Regions from separate parts of the Homo sapiens genome. Here regions 1, 2 and 3 are each linked to region 4. The links are chromatin loops, found by intact Hi-C in ENCODE. Cell type or tissue: mammary epithelial cell. All regions are shown on one strand. Links, peaks and the distances in the headings refer to the core of each region. The heading gives the core; the rest is flanking DNA. Region 1 overlaps FARS2 (phenylalanyl-tRNA synthetase 2, mitochondrial). Region 2 overlaps LYRM4 (LYR motif containing 4). Region 3 overlaps LYRM4-AS1 (LYRM4 antisense RNA 1). Region 4 overlaps FARS2 (phenylalanyl-tRNA synthetase 2, mitochondrial).

Evidence for each region. Peaks named below come from ENCODE experiments on the same cell type or tissue, not always from the same donor. Only the 100,000 strongest peaks of a DNase experiment are listed, where the experiment ranks them.
Region 1: a loop joins it to region 4, with 8 times the contacts of the local background. A loop is called at or near these places in 2 of 110 quality-filtered maps.
Region 2: a loop joins it to region 4, with 15 times the contacts of the local background. A loop is called at or near these places in 83 of 110 quality-filtered maps.
Region 3: a loop joins it to region 4, with 9 times the contacts of the local background. A loop is called at or near these places in 21 of 110 quality-filtered maps.

The regions. Positions count from the first base shown.
Region 1 is chr6:5,299,840-5,307,215 of GRCh38, reverse strand. All of the region lies in intron 1 of FARS2 (phenylalanyl-tRNA synthetase 2, mitochondrial), which reads right to left. Among named protein-coding and RNA genes, the nearest start is that of FARS2, 42 kb to the right of the region's middle. RefSeq lists enhancers at 4,686-4,980, 4,930-4,989. In mammary epithelial cell, for the core only: a CTCF peak has its summit at 3,769 (motif pointing right); a DNase peak (open chromatin) is centred at 3,785.
Region 2 is chr6:5,140,450-5,147,825 of GRCh38, reverse strand. The region is part of intron 2 of LYRM4 (LYR motif containing 4); the gene reads left to right. All of the region lies in intron 3 of LYRM4-AS1 (LYRM4 antisense RNA 1), which reads right to left. Among named protein-coding and RNA genes, the nearest start is that of MIR3691, 4.2 kb to the left of the region's middle. In mammary epithelial cell, for the core only: a CTCF peak has its summit at 4,016 (motif pointing left); a DNase peak (open chromatin) is centred at 4,015.
Region 3 is chr6:5,053,801-5,061,176 of GRCh38, reverse strand. All of the region lies in intron 2 of LYRM4-AS1 (LYRM4 antisense RNA 1), which reads right to left. It also overlaps a transcript of LYRM4 not described here. Among named protein-coding and RNA genes, the nearest start is that of PPP1R3G, 28 kb to the left of the region's middle. RefSeq lists enhancers at 3,654-3,713, 3,774-3,823. In mammary epithelial cell, for the core only: a CTCF peak has its summit at 3,883 (motif pointing left); no DNase peak of the experiment used is centred there.
Region 4 is chr6:5,398,097-5,405,472 of GRCh38, reverse strand. FARS2 (phenylalanyl-tRNA synthetase 2, mitochondrial) reads right to left here. Exons shown (of 7, transcript NM_006567.5): 3 at 772-931. Among named protein-coding and RNA genes, the nearest start is that of FARS2-AS1, 56 kb to the left of the region's middle. In mammary epithelial cell, for the core only: a CTCF peak has its summit at 2,924 (motif pointing right); no DNase peak of the experiment used is centred there; H3K27ac peaks cover 1,103 bases.

The DNA.
Region 1 (7,376 bases), core at 1,407-6,406, 99 kb after region 4:
GGACTGAGCCATTGGACAACATGTGGAAAGAGCAAGTAAAGATTTTAACAAATGCCCCTCAATGGAAAATGAAGCTTCTGTAGGAAAAATATATAATAACAAAGAAAAACATATGTAATAATTTTTAAAATACCAGATTTTCATAAACAGATTACAACTACATAAAAATTATGCATTAAAAAAGAATGAAAGAAAAATTAAATGTCCTAAGTGGTTTGCATTCTGTTGGAGGGGTCTTAGATAAGTTTTCTCTCAATTTCTCCATTTTTTTTTTAGTTTTTCAGAACAAATTCGTATTTATCAGTTAAAAAATGTTAATCCTTTCAAAACCAAGCAAAGTCAAAATGTGCCCACCTCAGCATGCTGTAGGAAAATATTTATCAACAGCAGGTCAGTAAGACTCTTCTAACTTCTTTTTACCATGTGACTTGTTACTGTACAGAAGACAGTATGGAGCTAGTTTAGTAGAGAAGCAGAGAAAAATCATCCTGTCCACTAATCCAAAAGTAGGATTAAGTATATCATCTTTTTGCTCTCCCAGAAAGAAAGTGGCTTACATACTGGGACACACTGGGAATGTGAAGGGGCTTAAACACTCCAGCAGCGTGCATAAAATACTGTTATATCAAGGACAAGCATTTCTAATCCAAAATTCCAGAAACATAGTAAAGGCCCTCTGAAATGTAAATACTCATAAATTCCAAACCTGATTACCCAGTAGCTGTAACTGCTGACAGCTTACGAGGTTCACATCAATTTCAAGGGGCCTCAAGCCACCATGGAATGAGCAGGATCCAGTCATCTACAAATCATTCAATTCCCAGGGCAGCCATCACATGGCTGTTAAAAGAACCAGTAGACTGTTAATTCTCTTTCCTGCTTTGTCTCCTCAGTCATTTCATTCGACATTCACTGTGAATACTTCCCTCACTATTAATGCATTTAGCTTCAGAATCTCAACTACACAACCAAATGTGCTCATCAGATTGGGGGTGAGGGGTTCTGGAAAGAAAGGAGGAAAAACAACCCCGGAGTTGATGCAATACTGACGTTTAGATTTCAGTCACACAAGATAAATCAAGAAGCTCAAAGTTCATGCTCCCTTAACAACCTTAAACCTCTACCCTAGGCATATGGATCAGAATGGCAGTTTTATTAGGATCACAATTGTATCAAATACACACTCAAATCATGTACCACATCTACCATTATATGTTCTCCCTTTAAAATGAAAAAAAGGTTATATTCCAAACTGGAGATAAGGCAAAGCTGTAAGTTTGAATAGAATTGAATTTTGATCCGGCACTGTCTCTTGGCACTCAGTATAAATCTTCATACCCCCATCTGACTACTGCCTCAAGGCCACAATCTCTAAACTCATTCCTAATCCAGTTACATGGGAGGACAAGCATGGTCAGACAGCAAAGAAAACTCCAAATACACACTTGTAGGGGCTATAGTGGGAGAGGGGCAAGCAAAACAAGTACGCCAAGTTCTCCCAACAAGGTGTAGAGGAAAGGACACTGGACCAGGAATCAGGACCCAACTTGGGGTCCCCAGTCACCCACCATCTGTGTGATCGTGGGGAAGCTATTTGCTCTTCTTTGTCTGAATTGATTCCTCTATAAAACAAGGAGGTCTCATTCAATGTTTTGGGTGGTTATATAAATGAGTCAAAGGTCTCTGCTGGCATTACTTTCCCTAAGTTTCTCAGTTGAAATTTCCTTTCCTTTATCCCTGTGAGGTCTGCTGGAGGTTTCACATGTGGGCAGGCAAACTGTGGGATCCCACTACTTCAACACAAGGCTTTGATAAAATGCCTGGGACTATGAGGATAAAGTAGTATTTTCCCTCATTCATTCAATCAGCAGACACAAAACTACCATACACGTACATCATATACAATACAATGTGCTAGACATTTTAGGAAATGGGTAGAAAATTGTAATTTTAAAAGGTACAGTTCCTACATGAAGGCATGTAATGTTTATAATCCAACTGGATAACAAATTGAAGAAAACTGCAATGACAAAGATCTAGAACAAATTGCTAATTAATCACAGTATCTTTCCCACTGAGCCTAGGTGTGACCTCAAAATCCTTCTCCACACAAGCACTCCATTCAGCACCCAAAAGACTGTCCTCACCAGGTGAGGTGAGGTGCTTTGTGCAGTCCACAATAGGCACTCTTCTGAGCGCATGCCCAGCTACTTCCAGTGCCCTCCCACTACTGCTCCTACCAAGCTCCTTTGACTTCCACCTTCGCCTCCAAATCACTAGGTATTCCCAAAAAGAAGGGAGCCACTAAGAACCTAGTCACACTGGCTGAACACTCTTGTCAACTCACCTTTGCCAATCTTTTTAAAAGTCCGAATTCTAGGGAAAGAGGAAACACCTATACCCTTGCTTTAATCCATATCAAGCACACATCTATTTTAAATACTAATGGATGACCATTATGTTATCCTTAGACACCTAGTACATTCCTATTAACAAAGGCAATGCATGGTGTCCCTGGGCTTAAATCAATACACAAACGCGCCAACAAGTTTTTTACACACACAAACACAAACACAAACATAAACACAGCTTCTCATGTACTGTGAGAGGCTGCATCCCTAACCAAGTTGGCCATCTGGGAAACGAATGCCTTTGTGGTGGCATTGTGAATTGCCTCCACTCTTCTGGAAAGCAATCTGCCAATACGTTTTAGAAGCCATAAAAATGTTCATACTCTTTGACCCAGTAATGCCATGTCTGAGACTCTATCATAAGAGACTAATTCAAAATATGAAAATAGCTACATGTACAAATGTATACCTTTAACTGTTATTAGTAACTGTAAAAAGTTGGAAGTAACGCACATGTCAACAACAGAGTTAAATAATTAATGATGTGGCATCACAACAGAATATGATACAGCCATTCAAATGGTAACTATGGGGATTATACAGTGATAAGGGGAAACGCACATACAAAACAACTGATACAACTATGAAAAGCCACTGAACAATTGTTTAAAAACTGATTACCATGTTTTAGGGTGGTAAATGTGGGTGCTTTCCCTTCTTTATTTCTAAGCTTTTTGTAATACTGCTATGATGCCTCTATAATTAAAAGATAATCTTTTATTTAAAAATGATATGCATGCTTTGATCTCAAGGATACAGAGCCACACCAGACCATGCAGCCTGCTATGTTACTCAGGGAGGAAGAGGGACCATTAGCATTCTACGGACGCACAGGCATCATGGGCTGAGCCACACAGAGCAGTCCACGGAGAGCCACCTGGAGGTGTTGCGTACTTGGTCAATGATTGCCAAAAAATGAGCAGTGTCCATCTGCTAACCCCAGTCAATTCCCCTCATTACGAGCATCCCGAGGCAGAGAATTCCCCGGGCGCACTTCACATACTGTCAGCTTAGTTATCCATTTAAAAAATTTATTTGAGGTCACATGGGGCTGTACAATCATTTGGTTAAAGTCACAAGCCCAGATTTTCACATTGGGAGCAATGAGAAATGTCTGTGGCAAGAAATGCAATAATCACAAAGATGGAGGAAGGCAAGCAGAAGCAACTTTTCACTTTCAGAGAAGCAGGGGGCTTGGGGAGCAGCCAGCGTGGCCGCAAACACATTTGTCTAAGAAACAGAGTCGTGGGGAGGGCAGGCTCAGAGGGAGGGCAGGAGCGGCTCTCCCGAGCTGACACAAGGATGAAGACACAGGAGGTAAAGGTGTGCGCTCAGCCCTAACAAGCCTCAACCAGCAGATGGCAACCGACTTCACCTTGGGGCCATTTAGCCCCACGTGCAGCTTCAGCCCTGTGCCAGTCCAGGCACCAGTCCCACTCAGGAAAATCTCAGAGATCTCCAGTCCAGCTTCAACCAGTCAGTCCCAGGTGCTGCTCTTGCATTCTTGCCCTTCATCTCTATGTCCAGGCACCTCTTTATACCCTAGTGTCAATGCTCAAGTTCTTTTCTCTCCTCTATACCTTCACTTCCCCACTGAGTCCCTGCCAGGGAAGCAGCAGGGCAAAGAAGCTTCACATACAGGTTGTGAAATCAGACGGCACTGACTTAAAATTCAAGTTAAGCTACTCTTCTCCCTGTATGATCTTGGGAGAATTACTCTCTTGAACTTCGGTTTCCTTCTCTAAAAGATTTGTACCTGCACCACAGGATCATTATAAGGGTCAAATGAAACAACAAATGTAAACCCCAGTATCTGACACTTATGAATGCTTAATAAAAGTTTGCTATATTTACTCTCGTTCCTCAGCAGCTGGCACCCTGTGTGTCTTCTTCCTCCACTAACCCTGTCCATCGAACATGAACCACACAGTCCCGCTCTCTGTTGCTCAGCCCTCCTTATGCTGATCTCAGTCCTGAACTCAGCGTGCCTTCTGGAACCACTCCACTGCCCAAACCAAAACACTCTCATTTCTGCACCGTGAGCCGACTCTCCCTGCCAACAGTTATAGCCCCCCACACAGTCAGGAAGTGCACAGTAATTTCATACCTTGGTACCGAAGCCACACTGCCTGGTTCACAGCCCTGCTCTTTCACTCATTAGTTCATGTGACTTTGCTCAAGCTACTTAACTTCTCTGTGCCTCATCTCCCCATCTGTAAAAGATAGTAATAGTGTCCACCTCCTAAGATTGAGGAGAGGATTCAGTGTGCAAGTAAAGCTCTGAGAACTGTGCTAGCACATAATAACCAGGCACATTTTTTTTTAACTTCAACTCCCCAAGGCCAGAGGTACTTGATTAGCCTATGTCATCCCATGTCATCCGATAACCCAAGCAGCTTTGCGACTCTCTGACACAAGGGAGATGTAATCTCTCTGGACAGCAAAGCCTTGCTATCTACCACGTGGTGCACAGACCGACATGGGCACTGCCTGGAAGCCTGTTAGAATCTCAGTCCCCACCAAGCCCTACTGAAATAAAATCTGAATCTTAACATGTTTTGCAGACAGAAGTCACCTAGAGGTCTTGTTAAACAACACAACAACACAGGTTTGGATGGCGCCTGAGATTCTGCTGTTCCTAGGACCAAACTTAGGGGAGCAGAGCTCTAGAGGAAAGTTCTGAAGTAGAAGTGTTCCAATATGTGGGAAGACTGTCACCTGGAGTCTGTAAGTGACAAAGAGGGTAGGTGGGCATGACTGGTAACTGGAAAAGTGCATGGCTAAGAAGATAAATGACCAACAACATAAGGAGCTCCTTGTAAGTTCTTAAGAGGGTAGGGACCAAGTCTTCTTAATCTGTTTTATTGAGTGAATTCCCAACATGAAGGATGGTTCACCAAAATCATCTGACATAACCCTTACTTGTGTGGGGTCCACCAATTTAGCCCCATTTTCTTTGTGTGTGTGTGTGTGTGTGTGTGTGTGTGTGTGTGTGTGTGTGTATGTGTGTGTGAGATAGCATCTTACTCTGTCACCCAGCAGGCTGGACTCATTTTCAATAAAACTAGAATGTTAGTTTAAAAAAAAATTGTTTGATATTAGTTGCCACTCCGCAACCCACCCTAATATATTAAACTGCACACTTTCTGCATGGAGACAATGCAAACTGCTCTTGATAGAAGGGAATGATTTCACAATTGCTTCCCTTAGAAATGATTTTGGCTTTGATCCAGGAGATGGGGTAGGTGGGTTGGAGATAAGAATGGGGCTGGCAGAACACCTTCTGCAAAACAGTGGGCTAGGCTTTGAAAGAGAACTTGCCGTTACTTTGCTGCCATCTTCTTTGTTCTTTTAGAGACAGGGTCTCATTCTATCACCCAGGCTACAGTACAGTGGCACGATCACAGCTCACTGCAGCCTCAAACTCCTAGGCTCAAAGGATCCTCCTGCCTCAGGCTCCCAAGCAGCTGGGACTACAGGTGCATGCCACTATGCCCAAACTTTGCTACCATCTTATTTCAAACTCCCAGGATGTTGCAAACTAAGTTAAGGCATCAGAAAAGTAAGTGCCTCATTTCTATAACCCTTGACCTTTTTCTTAGTGACATAGGTAACTAACCAGACCCTGGAGGTCAACAACCAGAGAATAATAATTATAGAGAAGAAAAATAAAAGACTACAGACTAGAAAAAAATCATACCAATTGATCCAAGAGCCCCCCAAACACTCCCTCCCACCCCCAGTAAGCACAGCCTTCATTTTCTAGGACTTCAGAAATAACCAGATGTGGCTGGGCATGGTGACTCACGCCTGTAATCCCAACACTTTGGGAAGCCAAGGCAGGCAGATTGAGACCAGCCTGGGCAACATGGCAAGACCCCATCTCTACAAAACACAGCAAGACCCCATGTTTACAACATGGCAAGACCCCATCTCTACAAAAAAAAATTTTTTAAATAAAAAAAATTAGCCAGGTATAAGTAGCACATGACTATAGTCCCAGCAACTTGGGAGGCTGAGGCAGAAGGGTAGCTTGAGCCTGGGAGATGAAGGCTGCACTAAGCTATGATGGCATCACTGCACTCCAGCCTAGGCAACAGAGCAAGACCCTGTCTCAAAAAAAAAGAAAGAAAGAAAGAAAAAGGAAATGACCAGATGCCCATGACTGTTATCTAAGCAATCTGTCTCTCTCATCCAACAGTGTCCCCTGCCCCACCCACCATCTCCACACAGACACCTGTCACCTCAGTAATTAACTAAGGGGAAAAATCTGCATAAAAGTGAGAAGAGAGCTACATTCCCAGTCCCCACAACCGTCATGAAATTATCTAAATGTGAATGCCATATCAAACCCAAATGTGCTTCTCTTTGAAAAAAAACAAAATAAGGATCACCATCAGATGTCCCTTCCAAGTCAAAGGTCAGGAAGAATTTCCACTATGTCACTCTGAATCAGCAGCTGTGTATGACTATAAACAGACATAACATTTGGACATGCTTATGTTATATATACTTACATGTACACACAGAGACACATATGTCTCTGTTCTACCTATATCAAAAAAGGTTTTGGAGCAGGTAAGAAGTTCTTGTCCTCAACCACCAGAGTAATCCAATCATTTTCTGCCCTCAGTGAGGGCTCTAAGAGATACACAGCAGGAAATCTACCAGGGATCCTACATCCTTTCTCTAACTACTCACAGAGTCCTCATAGATAAATAAAATCATAGGTAAATAAAAAACAAAAAATGAAAACATTTTTAAATTTGACATCTAAACTTTCTGCTCCAACTACTGACAGAGCTCTCATATATAAATAAAAAAGGCAAATATTTAAAATTTTATATCTAATCTTTTTTTAATAGATAAAGGAATTTATTATGGAAATTGGCTTATGTGACTATCGAGACTGAGAAGTCCTATAATCTGTAAACTGGAAAACTAGCAAAAAGGATGAGTTCATGT
Region 2 (7,376 bases), core at 1,098-6,097, 260 kb after region 4:
ATATTAAAAAGGAAGGAGCGATGAGACAGAAGGGCCTAATTCACCCTGCCGTGGACCACGTCTGACTTGGCCTGCTAACAAAGCATGTTTAGGCAGTAGGGAGAGAACCGAGGGGAGATGGACGTCTCTACATGGAAATATTTTCTGAATGTGAATTTTAGTATCCCTGTTTCCTGTCTTCCTTCAAAGATGAAAAGGAATCCATGTATAAAACAGGTAGTCACATGAGCATATGTAAAGTTTGGTTAAGCAAATTCAAGGACTTTTTCTACTTACCTAGGGCCAGTATATTCTGTGGACATTGATAACCCATAGTTTCAACTGTAACCTCACATTGATCCCCAGTTTTCAGAGAAAGAGGACACCATCTACTTCTGGTCACTGGCATTTTAGGTGAAATCCTGCAGTGATTGTTTACTGGTAGCCTAATTAGGTACGTTATCCATTATTTAACCCAAAATCCAGGTTAAAATATGACATCAGTGACTTTAGCTAGACCATAACTACACACGTTTACTTCCTGGAGTCATTAAACTGCTTAAAGAAAACAAAATCCCAGCACACCCTTGTTTTGTTAAGGTAACAAAATGAGCTCGTATCAAACATAAATACAGGTTTAAATTACTGTAAAATTTTTTTGTGGACTCAAACACAAACATCACAGCAAAGCTTACCTGTGACCCAATTAGGATCATCATGAAAACATAAATCCCAGTTCTACTCAAGTAATACCAATGGCCTGGTACCAATGGCTTCCAGCAGGCCACTGGGGTTTGACTGCCAACTAGGAAAAGCCCCTGCCTCTGGGGGATAGATGATGGGGAAATCATTCCATCCATCTCAGTGCTGAGCTCTCACATGCTCTTCTGCTTTTCTGTAAATTGACCTAAAATGGCCATCTTTGATGGTCTCTCACTTTCCCTCTAAATCCCTGATGTGAGAATGTATTGGAATTATTTCATGTAACAGTGTGTCTGCCCACAGACCGGCCTCCTGGCTCCAGCTTAGCAGTGTCCAACAGTAAAAATAGAAAAGCCCCTGAGTCTTGTCTTCTTTTGAGAGGAAAGAACCCTTTTGCAGAAGGCCCAGGAACCCCCTCCTCTAGCCACTTTGGCCAGAGTTGTGGTATGCAATTATTCCTAAGCTGTTCACTGGACAGGTAGCTGGGCCCCACCACAACTGCCTAACGTCAAGCAAGATTGATGCCTGGGGGCTGTGCTGGGAAGAGGCCCGCTTCAGGGGGAAATTGGGGCTGTGTTGAGAAGGAAGGAGGGTAGCTGTGGAGTGGGCCACTGAGTGGGGCCTGCGTTTCACAAGCATTCCAGGTCCTGCCTGGGGGTATAAATCCTGGCTCTCCCTTTTCCAGCTCTATGGACTGCACAAAAGTATAATACTATCTAACTTCTCGGCATTTCTGTTTTTTCACCAATAAAAAAAATGAAGGTAACAATACCCCCTCAGAAGATAACATGCGAGCAAGATGGAAGCACAGACCTGGCACAGGCCCATTCTTTACTCTGAGTCAAGTCTAGTCTCCTTAGGGACAGGGCATCAATAAGGGACCCCTCAGCACCTTGCACGATTCATTTAGTTCTCAGGAATTCATTTGCTAGGACTGAATACGGGAAACATGCTACTAAACTGCCCCTGAACTCACAGGCTTGTGATGTGTGGTGGATGAGACACAGCCCGTGCTGAGGCAGGCAGGTCTGAATCCAGTGCCAGAAGCACCATGTGCCATGAGGTGGCATTCGAATATTTGGAGCAATGAAGCGATCTCATTGAATGTATATATATGCTAGAGGAATTGCAATCATGAGAAAAATTAATTGCAGAGTTGATCGTAGAGGCATAGTGTCCAGGCAGAAACCTAATCCAAGCAAGAGATCATTTGACGGCTGAGGGAAGAGAGAGCCAAGGGGAATGGAGTGGAATGGAATGGAATGCAGGAACTCTAGAGGGGATTTAAAGGCTGAATATGCTGGTTTGCGGGCTTGAGTTAGGAGCCCACCTCTAGCAGTCAATATTACTAGAGCATTGGTGGTGAAGCCGTGGGTGTAAATAAGACCACGTGAAGTGGGCGTATATTAAAGACATATTGGTGACCTTTCTGATGTTTTCTACCATTTCATATTAATAGGCATGAGGATCGAAAATAGGAAATGATTTTTCTTTTCTCCTCCCTGGCAGCCTTCTCTGCTGTGATGTTTTTTCCTCATAAGGCTGGGGTCCTATTGCTTTCCCTTCTGATGAAGCTTTTTTATTACTTGGTGGGTAGAGGGCCTTAGGTGTGGCAGAGAAATTCCGCAGCCTCGCCCTCGCCGTCATAGTGATGAAGAGCGTTGACTCCGGAGTCACCAAGGGAAATTAAGCACATGTTTTATTAATCTTTATGAACCTCAGTTTCCTCTCCTGCAAAATGAGAACAATACTGGTGCCGACTTCGCAGCACTGTTTGCAGCGTGAGGGCGATAAGGCACTTACACAGGCGCGTGCCCCCCACATGGAAATGCCTGGAGATGCTGCCGGCTCCTCCACTCACCGAAACTGCACTTTCTCTCCTTTGTTCTAAATGAGAAACCAGGTGTGGGGAGCAAATGGGAGAAAGGGGCAGGAGAAGCTTGCCTCAGATTCCAACTCATATGACCTGTCAGTGACTAAAGACGGAATGCCAACACATGGATTGTGTGTGTGAAATGCCAGGTTGGTGTTTTCCACAGGGATGTGCCCGTTGTTCTCTGCTTTCTGTGGAATTCTCTTCCAGCGCCAGGCCTGGAGATGGGGCCTGCCCTTTTACCTCTCAAATATGTTCCCAGGGAAGAGTGTGTCCTTCTCCGGGAGCCACCCCATCACACTGACTCTCACTTTGGGCTCATTGCTAGAAACTCTGTGGCCTGCGCCTGCTTCCCATGTCGCGTCAAAGCGTCTCAGCACAGACCTAAAGGAGACCTCAGAGGTCACCCAGCGTGGCCTCGCAGAAACACCTGCGGGAAGGGATTACGGAGGTTTGCAGGGAAGGCCGGGCAGCCCGGGAGTGAGCGCCGCACTGCAGCTCCCAGACACATGCAGCTCCTGCTCCCAGGCAGGAACAAAGTGATTTCCCAGCTCCTGGGGCCATGGGTAGCTAACTGATTAAATACCCGGTTTGGAAAATTCACCTGACGTATTTCTTTTTTTTTTTTTTTTTTTTTTTTTTTTTTTGAGACGGAGTCTCGCTGTGTCGCCCAGGCTGGAGTGCAGTGGCGTGATCTCGGCTCACCTCCCAGGTTCACGCCATTCTCCTGCCTCAGCCTCCCAAGTAGCTGGGACTGCGGGCGCCCACCGCCATGCCCGGCTAATTTTTTGTGTTTTTAGTAGAGACGGGGATTCACCATGTTAGCCAGGATGGTCTCGATCTCCTGAGCTTGTGATCTGCCCGCCTCAGCCTCCCAAAGTGCTGGAATTACAGGCTTCAGCCACCGCACCCGGCCTCACCTGACATATTTCTTACACGTAAGCCACTTCTTTTTCTTGTCCAAACTGAGGCTAGCCCTCACCCAAGACTTGCCTGTATCTCAGTGCAGGTAGCTGAGCAAGGCACAGCCGCCAGGAGGAAGTCGGGGAACAGCAGCCGGAGCCTGGGGAAGCCCTGCACAAGTTGGCCTTGAGGAAACCACCTGACAGACGTTTGCTCTTCCTCACAGAGCTGGTGAGCATTCTGACTATGTGGTCACATCAGATCAGATCGCTCTCACCTCTCTAAGCATTTCTTTTTCTGGAGTATGAAGCAGCTATTCAGGGAGGAAAGCAATTTGATGTCAGGGGCTTCTTTGAGCCTTGGGAATTAGACCTCAGAAGCTTAGAATTGGAGCTCAGCTGCTGGTGGAAGATATACTGTGAATGTTTTATTCAGTAATGCATATATAACATTGAGCAGAATCCAAATACATAAATCACTTATACAATAGCTGTGAAGAGCCACCTTCCAGCACTTGAGAACCCGGCAGCCAGTGGCTCACAAAGGCCTCTGTCGCCATCTGCTGGCCGCATGCTTTCTCATGCTGTTAATTCTTGCTCTGGTATTTTTTGTTCCCGCAGCCTTTGGCACTCAGGTTCTTCTGCTGTAAAATTTGCCTCCATCAGAGCTGTATTGCCTTGTGTTTTTGAGGCTTGCAGAAGAGACCCTTAGCACTCCTTAAAATTCTGGCAGGACAGAGAAAACAAGATGGAGAGAGATGACAAAGCCGATTTCTTCCTCCTGGCTTTTTTTTAACCAGTTCTGTGCACTATCAGGCCCTCTGAGCTTAGGCCTATGCCAGCCACATCTCAAGGCCAAGGACACAATACTCGGTTTGTCTTTATAATAGGTCCTGTTATTGTGTCTGTCAACCTCCCGATGTCTGTATCACAGTCACCAATATATTACGCTAAGGAAATAGGAATTATTCACATTGCCAGTAAAACTTGCCCATGTATAAGCACAGACTCACACAGTTATGGGCCTGAAGACCATCCCCAGTGGCGAAACTGTGCCCCAGAGGTTGCCATAAGTCACTGGAGCCAGAAGGCATATTTGATCCCCTGTGTAAGATTGGCCACCGTACCCTGAATGACAGTGGTGTGCTGACTCACACAGAAGATCCGCTTGTGGTGCAGGCTTGGCCTCCTCAATGTGGCCACAGGCCCTAGAGCGCTAACAGATGTCACTTATCGGGATCACCCCTGAGGCATTGTGAACAGGAAGTGGCATCACTGATCTCCCACCAGCTCTGAACCAATACATGTGGCATCCCAACTTCCGGAGAGGCTGGACAGAGCATATCCGGAATGCAGCCACGTGGGGAGTCAGAGTAGGGCAAGGATATAGGAGTGCTGATGAAAACTGAAAACACAGGGGACCGGCCCGCGATGCGGCCTCCTGGGAGACATCTGCATGAGGCCAGCAGGCCAAGGGTCCATGGCTGGGGATGGCTGCGCTCTCCTTAGGGAAAGGCATTCCAGAAACTGAAGTTACGAGGCAGCGTAGGGAAAGCATCCTGGGCTCTTCAAATCTGGGCATGGCTGTGAGTCCCAAAGCGTTGTCAGTTTACACCATCTCCTAATGCAAGGGCTAAGTCATTAGGGAAAAAATCATGTTTCAGGTTTTAAGGGGAAAAAATGAAAAGGTGCATGGCCTTTACCTGTAAACAGTAGAAGGGGGTGGGGAATGGTTGAATGGTAGAAATGAAAATCAAGAAATCTAGCAATGGCTGGTGATTTAAGGACCTTGTATATCAGTTATTGCTGCACAGTAAGTCATCCCCCAAAACTTAGTGGCTTCAAAGAACAATCTTCATTTATTGCCACATCCCACTTCTATAGGTCAAGAATTCAGACAGGGCATGGCGAGGGGGGCTTGTGTTGCTCCACAGTGATTGAACCTCAGCTGGAAGATTGGAAAGCTGGGGGCAGGAATCATCTTTTACTTAGCTGTCTGGAGGTTGATGCTAGTTGTGAGCCAGGAGTCTGGCCAGGGTGTCAGCCAGAACATAGCACATATGGCCTCACTGTAACCTGGGCTTCCTCACAACATGGCGGCTGGGTTCCAAAGGCAAGAGTCCCAGCAGAGAGAGCCACACAGAAGCCATATTTTCTCTACGGCATAGCCTCAGGAGTTGTACAGCGTCACCTCCACTGTCAAGGTTATAGAACCTGTCCAGGTTCACATAGAGAGAACACAAACCCCTTCACTCAGTAGAGGAGGGTCCATTCATTGTAATACAATCATTGGAAAACACCATCTGCCACACCGGTTTCCTTATCACCTGTACCCGCATCCCCCCCGACACATGCACAGAAACAGGGCAGCCTGTCACAGACCCTCAGCGATCATGGCATGGGTTTGTGCTGGGTAAATAGGTGCGTTTGTGGGTCAGCTCTGCTTCTGGTTTGTAGTTTGACCTGGTCTTAACCTCTCTGGATCTCAGTTTCTTCTTCTGGGAAACAAAAAGGCTGAGCTCCAAACCCAGTCATTGGAAACTTTAACGTTTTCTCTTAACCTTTTTTATACCCTCATGCCTATTCCTCAGTGGTAGTGAGGGTCACGGTTCAGTTTGGTGGGGGGGTAAAAGTTTGGAAAAGCCTCCCTCAAAAGCTCTAGAATCCCTTCCAGCTCTGACCTCCGTGAGTGTTGAGATGCTGGTCATGCTCTTTGGCTTTTTGGGATTTTACTTTCCTGCTCTGTAAAATGAAGGGTCTACTAAATTATCAGTTAAACTTTTTCCAGCTGTCATGTTTGATGTTAGTATGCGTTTTGATATAATGAGGTTCCTTCATCCACACCAGTACTGTTCCGCTACGGTGGACATGTGCGTTGGCAGAAGAAATCCTGTATTTACAAGTTCCTGCCCAGGCTATTGAAGAGGCTCTTCCTTTCTGTGGAATGATAGAAGCTTGAGTGGCTTTTGCAGCAGGGACCTGAGAAATCAGCCTACTCTCCACTTTACAGAGAGAAAACTGATGCGCAGAGAAGCCGAGTGATTGCCAAGGACAGAGGGCGAGTTATTGATAAATCAGGCTACAGTCCTGTGACCTAAGGCAGTGTACTTTACTGTTGTGACCTCATCCTCTTAATAGAAAATATGTGAGCATGAGGACCCTGAGACATACCACCCCCATCTCTCCCATCTGCATTATTCCTATGAAGGGCCAGTACCCTCAACAGTGCCATCTTCTTTTTATTTCCACAAATGTGATAAATGCTCAACTTTTGTGAAAGTATAGTTTTTCAAACATGAAAACTAGATTAAAAAGCTGAACATCCAGAATAATTATAACCATAAGGTAGTGGTAGTCATGATCACACACAGAGGCTCTTGGTCTGATTTCTACAGAGAGAAACAATGCTTGAATACTTGTAGAACTGGACACCTGAACAACAAGTTGGAAGGCTTTTAAATCCATTTGGTTGGTTATTTAGGAGGTGGAAGTGGCATAAGGAAGGCAGTACTGCTCACAGTCTAGGAAAAAGGAAAGTCTACGTTTTGGTTTCAGTTCGTGTTACCTCTTTTATTTTTCATAGTGGCAAAATATACGTAACATAAAGTTTACCTTCTTAACCATTTTTCAGCATGTATGTTACATTTTTAACATGCTTTTGTTGAATGGTTAAGAATCTAGGAAATGATAAGCCTTACATGTTCCCAAGTGCAGATCAAGTTGAAGCACAAATTGACTTTCCCGAGCCCAACTCCAGGTTCCAGAAACGGGATCCTCAGCCACACACTGTGCATACCTGTAATGCACTTAAGTACTTTCTACTTGTAAAGTACAGAGAGCACATCATAGTTTGTCTAAACCTTTGTGTTGGTGTCCTTCAACGCCACAGCCTTATGTACTTTGGAAATACTCATTATACA
Region 3 (7,376 bases), core at 919-5,918, 340 kb after region 4:
ACACTAAGAAGTTAAAAGTAAAATAATCCCTCACCAAAAAATACAATTAATTAACTGTCTTTTTAATTAATTAAGTGACCTGCATGGCCAGCCTCCTGTGTGAAGGACCTGAGAGGACTATAAACTGTTTCTGAGCCTCTCCTGTGTCCCCTCTTGAGGCTGCACCTGACTGGCTGTCCCCTAAATTTAAGAACACAGAACAGTATAGGATAAAGGTGGCATTCAAAATTGGTCGAGAAAATATGAATTATTTAATAAATACCACTGGTATAACTAGTTGGCTATGGGGTGGGCAGAATCTCTCTGAATTCTAATTCTCAAAATAAATTCCAGATAAATTGAAAAATATAGCTGGGCACGGTGGCTCACGCCTGTAATCCTAGCACTTTGGGAGGCTGACGCAGGTGGATCATCTGAGGTCAGGAGTTCGAGACCAGCCTGGGCAACACAGTGAAACTCCGTGTCTACTAAAAATACAAAAATTACCCAGGTGTGATGGCGCATGCCTGTAATCCCAGCTACTCAGGAGGCTGAGACATAAGAATAACTTGAACCCGAGAGGCAGACGTGTGAGCTGATTTTTGTGAGTTTTCTATGGGAGTGCTATGGAGATGGTACCACTGCATTCCAACCTGGGTGACACAGTGAGACTTTGTCTCAAAAAAAAAAAAATACAAAAATCGAAACTCAAGGGGACTATAAGAAAGTGTAGGCAACTAAAAAAAACCTTCACTGGGCAAGACCTGACTTAAGCAAGAAACAAAACCAAAAGGCCTACATGAATGTACCTGCAAAGCATAAACAGTAATGTACCTGCTTAAAAATCCAACATTTTTTCATGGCAAAAATTATAACAAACAAATCCAAAAGACAATCAACACACAGAGATCAATATTCCCACCATCTTTGAAAAAAAGGCTCACTCTTTGGAGGGCAATAAAATAATATCTATCAATGTTTTAAAAGAAATAGTTTTGACCTAAGAACTCTGCTTCTAGAACTTGATCCCACACTTTCGTGTGTACATATGTATTTCACTGAAGCACTGTTAGTAACAGGAAAAGACCAGAAACAATGTACATGCTCATTAAAGAGGGGACAAGTTCAATATATTATGGGACATCCAGATTTCATGTTGGAGGGGCCAAAGGAAAACTTCCCCTTTGCCTTCTGAATGCTGGCTGAAAATCAACTGACAAAAGATAGATTAAAGCCAGGTGTCATGTCTCATGCCTATAGTCCCAGCTACTCAAAAGACTGAGGCGGGAGGATCACTTGAGCCCAGGAGTTCAAGGCTGCAATGAGCTATGCTTACACCACTCTACTCCAGCCTGGGCAACAGAGCAAGACCCCTGTCTCTTAAAAAAAAAAAAAAGGCAGATTAACAGGAGAAGAGTCATATAAATTTATTAGCATGTGATTCTCCCACCATGCAATGGGGTACAGATGGTTAAATACCCTTCTTTTTAGGGAAAGGGAGATGAGGAAATGTGGATGATGTTAGGTGGTAGGAAAGGATTTTTAGGATGATTCAATGAACTTGAAGAGCATACAATGGCCTGGGGACAAAGTCTGATGGGGCCGCAGAGCAGGCATGTCCAGGTGTGTTGACAGACCACAGTCCTCTTCCTGCGACAAGAATTCAGTTAATGGAAACTCAGGGAAGGGAGTCGAGTAGCTGTTCTTGGGCGGATATGAAACAATCCCCAAGATACAGAGTTAAGAAAAAATCAGAGAGGCCCAGAACTGTGTGAATACCAAGTTTTTATTAGTGCAATAAAAGGGGAGGAGTGTGCTTCTTATGTACACAGAGGACTTTTTTTTTTTTTTTTTTTTGAGACAGGGCGCTGCTCTGTTGCACGGGCCGGAATGCTGTGCCACCGTCATAGCTCACTGTGGCTTTGAACTTCTGGCCTCAAGGGATCCTCCCACCTCAGCCTCCCGGGTAGCTAAGACTACATGTGTGTGCCACCACACCTGGTTAATTTTTTAATTTTCTGTACAGACTGGGTCTCTCAATATTGCCCATGCTAGTCTTGAACTCCGGGGCTCAAGGGATCCTCCGGCCTCAGCCTCCCAAAGTGCTAGGATTACAGACATGAGCCACCATGCCTGGCCATATAGAGGACTTCTAAAAGGAAACACAAGAAGCCAGTAGCAGTGTCACCTCTGGAGACAGAGATTAGGAGAGCAGAGGTCTTGCTTGCTTTTCATTGTGTATGCTTTTCATCTCTTTCCATTTTCGTCATGTGCTTTTATTACTTTTTCAATTAAAAGCAGTTAATGATAAATCAGGGAAAACAAGTTGGAAGCAAGACATTTTTACCTTAAAGGAATATAAAGAACATTAAACTAGAAAGAGAAAATGGAAAACAAAGCAGCAAGCATTCAAGCATTATATATATATAAAAATAGTGGGGAGACACAGGGCTGTAAAACCGAATCAAGCATGGCTAAAACAGGAAAAATAACAGGGGAATAAAGAAGGCAGAAGGCAAAACATAGCAAGGGGAGGCAGACACAGCCAAGAGTCCTCTGAGGAGGGGGTAGGTTGGACACTGGGTGCCCATGGGTTCCCCCCGAGGGATGCCTGAAGCTGAGTCACATGGAGCTGGCGGAGGCTCAGAGGCAGAAAAGGAGGACAGAGAGAATCCAGGCTGAAGCGGGGAACCACTGTGTGGCGGGTGCAGAAGCTCCCCCAGGTCAACTCTCTGTGGCCCTGTGGCTGTGGTTTGGAGAACGATGGCTGGTGTGGAAGTGGATGTTAAGCCCCGGACCTTAGAACACCTGTTCCCACGGACATGAGAAAGCAGGCTTGGGACAGGCCGTTGAGAAAGCAGGCAGCACTCAGGGAAGGCCAGCAGCTCTGAACAGACATCTGCTGTCACACTGTGCAAGGCTTGGTTTCATTAATGACCCCATGTGACAAAAAGAAGCAGTGGCTCCCATGGTTTCATGGAACTCAGGTCCTCTCCTCTCTCCAGTCACAGAGAGCCCCGTGTAGACTCTTCATAAGGTGGAACCCGAAGAAGGAGACACTGGGTCTCGGGAAAATGGAATGAAGGAGATGTTGTTGTATTTGGAACCTAATGTGGAGGAATGGGCCATATAAATAACTGAATAGAGGCAGGGTGTGGTGGCTCATGCCTGTAATTCCAGCACTTTGGGAGGCCGAGGCAGGAGGACTGTTTGAGTCTGGAATTTCGAGACCAGCCTGGGCAACATAAAGTGACCCCATCTCTACAAAAAATAAGAATTAGCTGGACATGTGGTGGTGCACCCAGCTACTCAGGAGGCTGAGGTGGGAGGATTGCTTGAGCCCAGGAGTTCGAGGCTGCAGTGAGCTATGATTGCACCACTGCACTCCGCCTGGGTGACAGAGAGAGACCCTGTCTCTTTAAGAAAAAAAAAAGTGAGCGTTTCACTAGGAATGAGGGAAGTTTTTTTTTTTCTTTTTTTTTTTAGATGGAGTCTCGCTCTGTCGCCCAGGCTAGAGTGCTGTGGTGCGATCTCGGGTCACTACAACCTCCGCCTCCCAGGTTCAAGCGATTCCCCTGCCTCAGCCTCCCGAGTAGCTGGGATTACAGGCGCCATCATACCTGGCTAATTTTTTGAATTTTTAGTAGAGATGGGGGTTTCACCATCTTGGCCAGGCTGGTCTCGAACTCCTGACCTCAAGTAATCTGCCTGCCTTGGCCTTCTAAAGTGCTGGGATTACAGGCGTGGGCCACCACGCCCAGCCGGAATGAGGGAAGTTTGAACTCCAAAGCTAGAGTCCCTTGGTGTCTTCCGTCCTGGTCTCTTTTGTCCCAAAGTTGAGGGAAAGGGTGGGCAGGGAGGAGAGGGAAGGAAGAAGATTGGGAAGGCCTTGAGCTCCCCCTTCAGGTCGAAGCCCGTGCAGGCTTTAGCAATGACAGCAGGCTAGGAGAGCAGACCTCAGGGTGTGGCTCGTGGGCCCCCAGGTCTCCTAGAGCCTTTGGGGAAAGGGGGGTTGGGTTGAGAGGTTGAAACTATTTTCATAACAATGCTAAGACATGATTTGCCTTTTTAACTTTGTGGACACTTGCACTGATACCGCAAAAGCAATGATGGATAAAGCCCTACCCGTATCACTTAAAAATATCCTAGATAAACCAATAAAAATAATTAATTTTATTAACTCTCAACTCTTGAGTACATGTCTTTTCAACATTCAGTGACAAAATAGGAAGTATTTTGTCACTTCTACTACCAATGTATGACGTTGCTTTGAGGAAAAGCTCTAGGATGATTGAGTTTTGAGTTGAACTGGCTGCTTTTATAGTGAAACATTATTTTTTACTTGAACAATGGATAAACTATAAATATTCAGACTTGGGCATCTGGTAGACATTTTCTTGAAAATAACCCATGTGAACCTCTGACTTCAATGAAGTGCAGTGAAAACAACTGAAATAATGCATTGCTAAGGTTAAAATCTGAACTTTGAAGGAAAAATGATAATTTTGAAATACTTGTATGTACCATGAGCTTGACAGCTACCTGGTATTTAAAGACTTTTATGATGAGATCAGCATTGAAACAAATGTGATTGTTGCTATTGGATAAGAAAAGCTGCCAACATTTGGAAGACCTGCATTTTTCAGTGAACCATATTTTCCAAATGATCAATGCAAAATGTTACAAGACTATGCATAGGTAAAAGATCCGCTTAAAGTGCAAGATAAACTGACTGTAATGTAACATAGTGTGGACAGTTTGACAATAAGGTTTCAGATTCCATATTGCAACTACCTTAAAGAAATGACATCCAGTTTAGTCTTGGTGTCATATCAAAGAAGAATGTCTACAGTCTTCTGAAAAGGCCATTAAAGACACTCTTTCCTTTTCCAACTATTTATCTATCCGAGGCTGGATTTTCTTCATATCCTTCAAGCAGAAAACATATCACAACTGGTTGAATGCAGAAGTAGATATGAGGATCCAACTGTTTTTTAAAAAGCCAATCATTAAAAAGATTTGCAAAAAAGCCAGGCAGGCACGGTGGCATGTGTCTGTAGTCCCAGCTACTCAAGAGACTAAGTGGGTGGGAGGATTGCTTGTGCTCAGGAGGCTAAGATGGCACTTGTTGAATAGCCACTGCATTTCAGCCTGGGCAACATAGCAAGACCCTGTCTCTAATAATAAAAAGAAAGAGAAAGAGAGATGAAAGAAAGAGAGAGAAAGAAAGAAAAGAAAAGAAAGAGGGAAGGAAGGAAAGAAGGAAGGAGATCCAAAGACCAAAAACTTGAATAACCACTGGCCTGAGATTCTAGTAGGTCTATCTGGCAGGGTGCACGTGGTTTTTAACTGTTTCAAGGTTATGTTGGTGAGTCCCTTTGGCCCTGTCTCTCAAGCCCCACTGAAGGGAAGCCACAAACTGACCCTCTGAGTAGATTCTGGCATGGGGACCAGAGATGTCTTAGCTAAGGATCCTTTCTCCCACTTAGAAACTATCTCTGGACCTGAGTGGTTTAGGGGTGGAGGGTAGAGTGAAGGTATATTCAGTCTGGAGATACCAGTCAAGAACGTGAAACACTTTTAACTGAGCCAAGAGGATTCCAGGGTGGGGAGTATGAAGTGGGACAGATATTAGGTAGCATTTGAGCCTAATCTTGAGGAACGTGTCCTATTTGGCCAGGCAATGTAATAATCACAGGTCTGAGATATTACTAGGCACAGTGACTTCATCAGGGTGAAACCGTGTCCATTCTTCTCTTCTTTGGCCTACTCTTACTCCCATTTCTACTTTTCTTCTGTAAACCAGAACGTATTTGAGACTTATCTCAATTAATTTAGAGGTTTATTTTGCCAAGGTTAAGGACCATGGCCAGTGACACAGCCTCAGGAGGTCCTGAGAACATGTGCCCAAGGTGGCTGGGTTACAGCTTGGTTTTATACCTTCTAGGGAGACAGAAGTTACCAGGGAAATACATAAATGAATACATGTAAGGTATACATTGGGTCAACCCAGAAAGGCAGGACTTCTCGAAGCAGGGTCTTCGAGGTCATAGGTGGATTCAAAGATTTCCTGACTGGCAATTGGTTGAAAGAGTTAAGCTGGAGCTTAAGCCAAGGTTCTTGTCATGTAGATGAAGCCTCCAAATAGCAGGTTTCAGAGAGAATAAGCAGTGAATGTCTCTTGTCTGACCCTAAAAGGTGTCAGACTCTCCAGAAAAGGCCTAATAAGGGAAGAAGATTCTCTATAGAAAGCAAATTTCCCCCACAAGAGACAGGTTTTCAGGGTCATTTCAAAATATGTCAAGGGAATATATTTTGGGATAAAATACTGCCATTTCTTTCAGGGCCTGATATCCGTCATGTGATTCCATACCAGAGTCAGGTTGGAATGTGGTATGTTATTGCTACAAAGAGTCTGTTTTTTCAGTCTTAAGGTCTCTGAGTCAATGTTAATGTTGGTCAGTCACGTCTAAACTCCAAAGGGAAGACAGTAGAAGGAGGTAAGTCTGACTCCTCCTTCCCATCATGGGCTGATGTGGTTTTTCAGGTATTTTTTGGAATCCTTCTTGGCCAAGAGAGGGATCCATTCAGTTGGTTGGGGGCGCTTAGAGTTTTATTTTTGTTTTGCACTTCTCGTAACCAAGTATGACTCCCAAGACTCCCGGGGCATGCTGTAGAATAATGCTGTTACCAGGAATTTGTCAGGAAATACTCTGCATGATTGGAAGCTGAGAGTAAAGGCTTAGGATTTGGTGTTGTTTGCACAAACCTCCCATGAAAAGACCATGCACACTGGAGCAGGACAGTTGCAATTTTGGCTTCCCTCTCTCCTGACTCTGGGATCTTGAGTAAATTACTCCAAGTCCTTAAGCCTCTGTTTCCACATCTGGAAACTGAACATACTAACACCGACCTCTCAGAGTTGTTGGGACAATTAATCAGGAACATATGTGGAAGCACAGTGCCAGGGACAAGGCATTCATTTGATAAATAGTGATGTCTTTCCTTCCTTTCCCACCCCTTTTCTTCCTCCCTGCAGAGACACTCAAACTGGGATTCTGGTCATGGCCAGGTGACTGCCATGAGGACAGAGGCATCTGGCGTTAGTTCCTGGATGAAGGTAAGAGGCTAATTAAGCTAGAAAACATTGTGTACCCTGTAAATAGCCATCTTAATCATTTTCTGCTGGTGGTGAGTCAGCAAGAGCACAGGTGTTACTCTCAGAATTTGTAGAATAACCAGACTATCTTAAGTTCAATTAAAATACATTCTGGGAGCCTCTTTACCTGTTTTGGGGCAGAATGAGTTCTAGCTTTTTTTACTGTAATAGGCAGAAGGCACCCAGTGAATGTATATATGCTTGATAGGTTACTTACCTTGGGACTTCATGAAGGCAA
Region 4 (7,376 bases), core at 724-5,723:
CTCCACTGATCACGTCCTCATGTAATGATAACATAATAATATACTCCAAATCAGCCTGTATATTTTCACTCCATTGATGAGACTGACCTAATCCATTATCATTCTTAGCAAACGTTATAATCATTTTTCTTTCTCTAGCTAAAAGTTTCTGAGTGCCAATCTGCAGCCACAAGTGAAACATTTCGTACCTGAACTCATTAAGATTTTCAGTCAAATCGCAGTCAAAACTTTGTTTCACGCACGAAATTATTTAAAATATTATATCAAATTACCTTCAGACTATGTGCGTAAAGTGTATATGAAATACAAATGAATTTCGTGTTTAGACTTGGCTCCCATCCCCAAGACATCTCATTATGTATATGCAAGAATTTCAGGCCTGGCGCGGTGGCTCATGCCTGTAATCCCAACACTTTGGGAGGCCGAGGTGGGCGGATCACGAGGCCAGGGGTTTGAGAATAGCTTGGCCAACATGGTAAAACCCTGTCTCTACTAAAAATATAAAAATTAGCCAAGTGTGGTGATGGGCGCCTATAATCCCAGCTACTCAGAGGCTGAGGCAGGAGAATTCCTTGAACCCGGGAGGTGGAGGTTGCAGTGAGCCGAGATCGCACCACTATACTCCAGCCTGGGTGACAGAGCAAGACTCCGTCTCGGGGAAAAAAAAAAAGAATTTCAAAATATGAAAAAAAAAAAAAAAACCCAAATCCAAAACACTTCTGTCCCAAGTATTTCAGATAAGAGATCGTCAACCTGTGTTTGAGCACTTACCATCTCCAAAAAGATGTGCCATGAGCCTGGTAAGCGTTTGCTTAAGATCAAACTCTACAAGCTTCACGGCCTCCATGGTGTGTGTCTCTTGTTTATGCGCAGAGCGAGAACTTTGTTCAAAGAGCTGCAGGCTTTCTCCATCCTTTATACCAGCAAATAACTGTAAACCAACAGGAAAGTATAAATAAAGAAAATATCCTGGCCCATCTATATCAGATAACTTTAAAATTCTGCTAAGAATCTTTTGACTCTAAAAAGTTATAATGTGGGAATAAGACTCATTATGTCCTGTCAATAAACGTAATGAAATTAACATTCACTTAGTACAACTCTGAAGAAAACACTACGCTACATGGTATGGGGGGTTTTTAGAGAATTAAGACACTCTTCTGATCTTTGCTAATCTGTTTTTGATTTGCATGAACTTATAGTCAGTTCCCAACAAGAGACATTATCCTCAATTCTAGTGGAAATACTAGTGAATCGCTTTCATATTCTAAAATTACATCCCTGACCATCCCACAGTGTCGAGGAATTAAATCCTGTAAGGTCCATGAAGGTAGGAAGCAAGCTGGAATTTGCTAGTCCTGTATCTCCAAGGCTCAAGGCAGAGCCTCAAACATGTTTCTGCCGCTTACTATCTGTGTAAACTTAGGCAAGTGATACAGTAGCTAAGCCTCAGGGAATCATCTATAAAGTGGGAATAATAATAGTAAATTAGTAGATTTTATTACAAACAAAATAATATATAAAAAATACAGAGTATCTGGCACATTCCAATGGCTAAATAAGTTTTCCTCATTATTGTCTTCATGATTATTAACCACAGCTATCATTAGTCATAAGCTGCTTTACCACTGAAATAAAGTAACTTTCTGGTCAGTGACACAGCAGGTCTTTACTTGGTAGAAGATTGGCTCAAAAGGGATAACTGAGCAAATGAATGTATCATTCTTCCCACCCAAAGTCCCATAATCAAACATAAAAAATGTTTTAATAAAAGAATGAGTCAGCTGCCATTTCTAGTAATGTTGGTTTTGATAATTAGAACCAAACTTCCTGATAAATGCTACTGAAAAAAATACAGAAATTCTTAACAGCATTGAAGAAGTAAAACCGAGATAGAGAGGAGTGACTGAACTCTACAGGAAGCATGAAGCCAGGGGTAAAAAATTAAAAAATAAAAATAAAAAATAAAGTAAGCACAAAGCCAGAGAGAAGCATTGAGAGTATCTGCCTATCTAACCTATCAACTGAAAACCTGAACATGGGTTGTAACAGCTTACCATGGAAGTGAGACAAAAGGGAAAGCTTTGCTGTGGAACCAAGCTGGGGTGTTTGAGTCCCTAAAAGACTCATCCCCCTGATGAGGATGAGCACAAAAGTAAACCAGTCCTTGTGTAGACTTGCAGTCAGGTATCACATTTTCTGAACAATAGAGAGAGCTTCAGGCTACGAAGATGATCTAAGGCAATCCCAGACATACTTCCTCTAACTGGCCAGCAAAATGAGACAAAACCGTTTTCAGAGAAATATTCTAATATCCTAGGCCTCAAATTATTCTTATGAGGACTAAAGACAATGACGGCTGTCAATGCTTCCTCTAAAAATAATTTAGAGCAACAAGAACAAATAAAACTATTGAACACAATGCCTTTGGCAGGCAGGCAGGCAGGCAGGAAGGAATGCCAGTCAAAACCTAGGGACAGAACTGTTATACTCCTACCCCACTGATAAGGCTTTGAAGTAAGCAAGAGCAAGCTGGAAAAAATAAGAGAAAGAGAGGAGAATGAGTGAGGTGCTAAGGTTGACCTTAGAAACCCAGAAAGTGTAAGTTACACTAAGTGTGAAAAGCCTTTAAAAAGTGTCCTAGTAGGCCTGAGCAGGGACCACAGAAAAGTGGTGTAAAAGCATGCCCAATTTGAAGTGAGAGGATCCCAAAACCATAGTTACAATAAAAGAAAAAGGAGTTAATACAAAGCGAAAGACAACCTTTTCAATTGAGTAGGAAGAGAAAAAAGATGCAAATGAGAAAATTCAAGGTTGTGAAAGATAAAGCACAGCTAAAAAATTAGAGGATTTACAAAACCATTCTCTAACCCACACCAAAAATAAATAAATAAACCACTAAAGTGTGCATTGCTACACTAACAGAAGAGGGCACCAGAGACTAAGGAAGTCTTTTACACAACCAAAAAGGAACGACAAATAAATTCAATAAAAATATAGAAAATTATTACTCAAAAATCAGAAAGTCAATTCAAAAGAGCTCAACTAATGAAAATCCAACTTTTCTCCCACCCACCCCCCAAAACTAAGGAGCACTAAAAAGAAACACAAACTAATACTTAAAAACTAAGTTACATATGCTCAATCAAGCATTTAAGGATATAAATTGCTTTAGTCAGAAACTCAAAAATTAAGAACAAAAATAGAGAAAAAATGAAAAGAGAATTGATTTAACTCAGAAAAAAAAAAGAAATAAAATCATCTCAGAAACAAAATCTAAATTCCAAAGCATGCAAGGGACAATGGAATCAATCAAGATTTAATGAGGGGGCATTGAAGAAAAGGAGAAAAACAACCAGAAGGAGGATGGTAAAATAAAGAAAGAAGAATCAGAAAGAAAGTGGTAGAAATGGAACACAGGCAAAGAAGGAATTACATTTATATAATTGGAGTCCGTTAAAGAGGGAAAAAAAAACAATGGAGCAGAACTAATACCAGATAAAATGGGTACCTGTGAAAAAGAACCTGGAAAAATCAAATATAGGACATATTCTTATAAAACAGATTTCATAAATAATGGGGAAAATCGTCAAGGCCTCTAGGCAAAAAGATCAACTAATGTAGAGGAGTAAAGCAATCAGAGTGGCATCAGATTCTTCAAAAACAACACGGAAACAAGACAACAATGAAGCCACATTTTCAAACAACTCAGTTTTTAAAAATGTGGGTCAAGAAGTTTATATCCATCAATGCTGTCCTTAAAGCACCAAGTCTACAGAAAAAACGTGAAACACACAAGAGCATAGGAATGTCACATTAATGAGCTCTTTCTGAAGAATTTACCAAAGCATGAGCCTTGTTCAAGTAATAAATAACTAGGAAAATTTCAGCACAAAACAAATGGAGAACATGTTAATACATAAAAATTACAGATTTCAGACTAAAAGCTGGGGATTACATTGAAAGACTAATATCCAATTGTTATATGTTCTGACAAAGTAGAAATAACGTAACTAAACAATGGAAGAAAGCAGCAAAGAGGAAAGTAGAATATACTGATTATTGCATAGGCAATAGTTAAAGAATACTTTTACTAAGAACAAAGTTAAAAATGAGGGATAAGGGACTTTAAAAGTTTTAAGTATAAAAGCAACCATTAAAACAAAAATATAACCTTTCTAAAGAGCAACCAAAATTTCAATTCAAAAGCATAATAAAACATATATTGTAGAGAAATAAAATGTAACATGTTATGACATATATAACACCACAATATATTATGATAAAGTTCAGATCGAATATATCAATAACTCAATAAATGTGAAAGTAATATCAATAAATATGAACAGGCTTAATTCACCTCTTAAAAAAATAAATCTGGCCACAAAGCATGACTCAACTATACAAAAGATACACCTAAAACAATGTTAAAAACAAATGGATGGACAGAATATAACAGGCAAATGGATACAATAAAAAAGCAAGCATAGCATTCTTAAAATCAGAAAAAGTAGAATTCAAGCAAAAAAACACCGAGCAAGACAAAGAAGATCTTGTATTAATGCTAAAAGTTTCAAATCACAGTGAAGGTATAACACTTATGAATATCTATATATCAATAAGACAATTATTACCTCTGTGTAGAAAGAACCATAGGGGACGCAAAAGACACACATAGAAACACATTAATATTAATGATAATAGGAAACTTTAATACATCATTCTTAGTATAAGATCAAATGTGCAAAATTAATAAGATAAAAGACCTAAAAACATAATTAGGAAATGAAATCATGTGTGTATACATAAATATGTATACGTATATTTTACACACACACACACACATACACACATATTAAACTTACTCCCTTCATAATGAAAAATACATTTTATTTTCAAGGGCCCAGAGAATATTAACAAAAATTGATCACATAGTAAGTCACAAAGAAATAAGTATATTCCATAAAGAAGAAATAATAAACTATACTCTCTGATTAAAATACAATAAAACTAAAAATCATTCCCATTAACAACATACAAACACACACACACATAAAGGTCTTTCCACCTGAAAACTGACAAAAAAAGAAGGGGAACAAAAGTCAGGAAACATACACCACAAAGAGGTAATACCACTAACGTAAAGAAACTTTTAAAAGTTGACAAAGGGCCAAAAACTCCATAGAAAAAGAACAGACAATTCATCAAAAAAAAGATATGAAAATGACCCCTGAACACATGAAAAGGAATTCAAACTTAAAGAGCAAATTAAGCAAATTAAAATAACACTGACATAATACTTCTATCACAATGGCAAAAAGTTAAAAGTCAGACAACATATTCTTTTGAATACGCTGAGGCTTTGGAAAATAAGTACAGTCATACTTTGCTGGTGAAAATGGAAACTGGTAGAACCCTTTTGGAGATGAATTTGACAACACCCAACAAAACTACATATTTGTTGATCTCTTGACCCAGTCCTTCCATTTCTAACTACTTACCCTGAAAATATACTTCCAACATTAATACACATGCACAAAATTTTCATTGTAGTATTGTTTGTAACTGCACCATATTTTTTTAAAAAGTCTCACATTGGAAAGATGTTAAATAAACTATGGTCTACCTATACAATAGAGTACTTTTGCAGGTGTAATAAAGAACGAGGAAGATCTCTCTGGACTGATATGGAATGATTTTCAAGACATCCTGATAAATAAAAAAGGCAAAGTGCAAGAGGGCATATATTACTTGCTACCTTTCATGTAAGAAATAATAAAATACACATGAATCATCTCATTTGTGAAAAAAAGGAAGGATAGGCTAGAAATAACAAAAATAAATCACCTACACAGAGGTGGTGGAAACAGGATGGAAAAAATGGTTGAATGGGAATAGAGTATAATGAATGGCAGAGTGGGGGTCATGACCTCTAAGTAAACCTTGTTGTATAGTTCTGAGTTTTAGAAGGACGTTAATACTTTATCTACGCAAAACATTAAAAATAAAATCCTGACACCTGCAATCCCAGCACTTTGGGAGGCCAAGGCAGGAGGATCACTTGAGGTCAGGAGTTCAAGACCAGCCTGGCCAACATGGTGAAACACCATCTCTACCAAAAAATACAAAAATTAGCCAGGCGTGGTGGCACACGTCTGTGATCCCAGCTACTTGGGAGGCTGAGACAAGAGAATCACTTGAACCCGGGAGGCAGGAATTGCAGTGCGCCTACATCATGCCACTGTACTCTAGCCTGGGCAACAAAAGGAGACTCCGTCTCGATGATGATGATGATGATAATAATAATAATAATAATAATAATAATAATAATAATAATAATAATAAAATAATATAAAATCTACCCAGAGGTGGGAAGAACACAAATGGAATACAAACAGTAATGATGGACAGAAGTTTATTCTAAATAAATGACAGCCACTTAAAGAGAGTGGAGAAGAAAAGAATTAACCAAAATAACTTTCAAAAACAGTATTTTAACTAAATAAGATGAAAAACAAAATAAACATAGCAAATATTGTACACTAGTTAGCAAATTTTTTCCACAGAGGTATGTGTTAACAATTATGAAACTACCTTTATGTTCATTCCAGGACTGAACAAGAAAATAAATATGTCATGAGTAAGAAGAACCAGGTTTCTCACTGTCACTATCAAAGGCAATGGGGAGGGCTAGAATGAGCCATGTGGTGTTGGCTTAGATTGGAGGTACTCATATGAATTCATATTTTGTAACATATATGCAGATACATCAATACGGAAATAGAAGTAGGTATATGTATTTCCTAGCTCTGTCACTAGAGGGGGCCTACAAGTAATGATATCCCTAGGGCAATAAGTATACTCAGGTCTAGGCTTCTAAATACCATTCTTTAATAAAAAAGGAACAGAGTTTCTTAAAGAAATGACTGATTCCAGGGCTGGGGTGGAGAAAGTAAAAGATGAATCTGGGATATCTCATGGGGACAAAAAATGATAACATGTCAGAGGACACAGAAAACTACTTAAGGGGCTCCCAAAGACCAAACCTGGGTAAATTTCAGCAATAAAATAAATCATTTTAGTAATAGGTTATAACCCATACAATAACCAAATATTCATGAAGCCATACTGATATAAATAATTAAATAAATATATGGGAGAGAAGGTAAAGGTCTTCCTTACAGTAAAATTCTAATTAATACCTTTAGAATAAATTAGAAAGAAAATAACCATTTGACAAACACCACAATAATTTCTGGCAAAAATTATCAAGGGAATCCAAAGTTAATAGGGCAAAATATTATGAGAACTATTTACACAGTCTCAAAGTATCTTCCTGCAAACACTATTAACTACAAAGGGGAAAATAATAATGG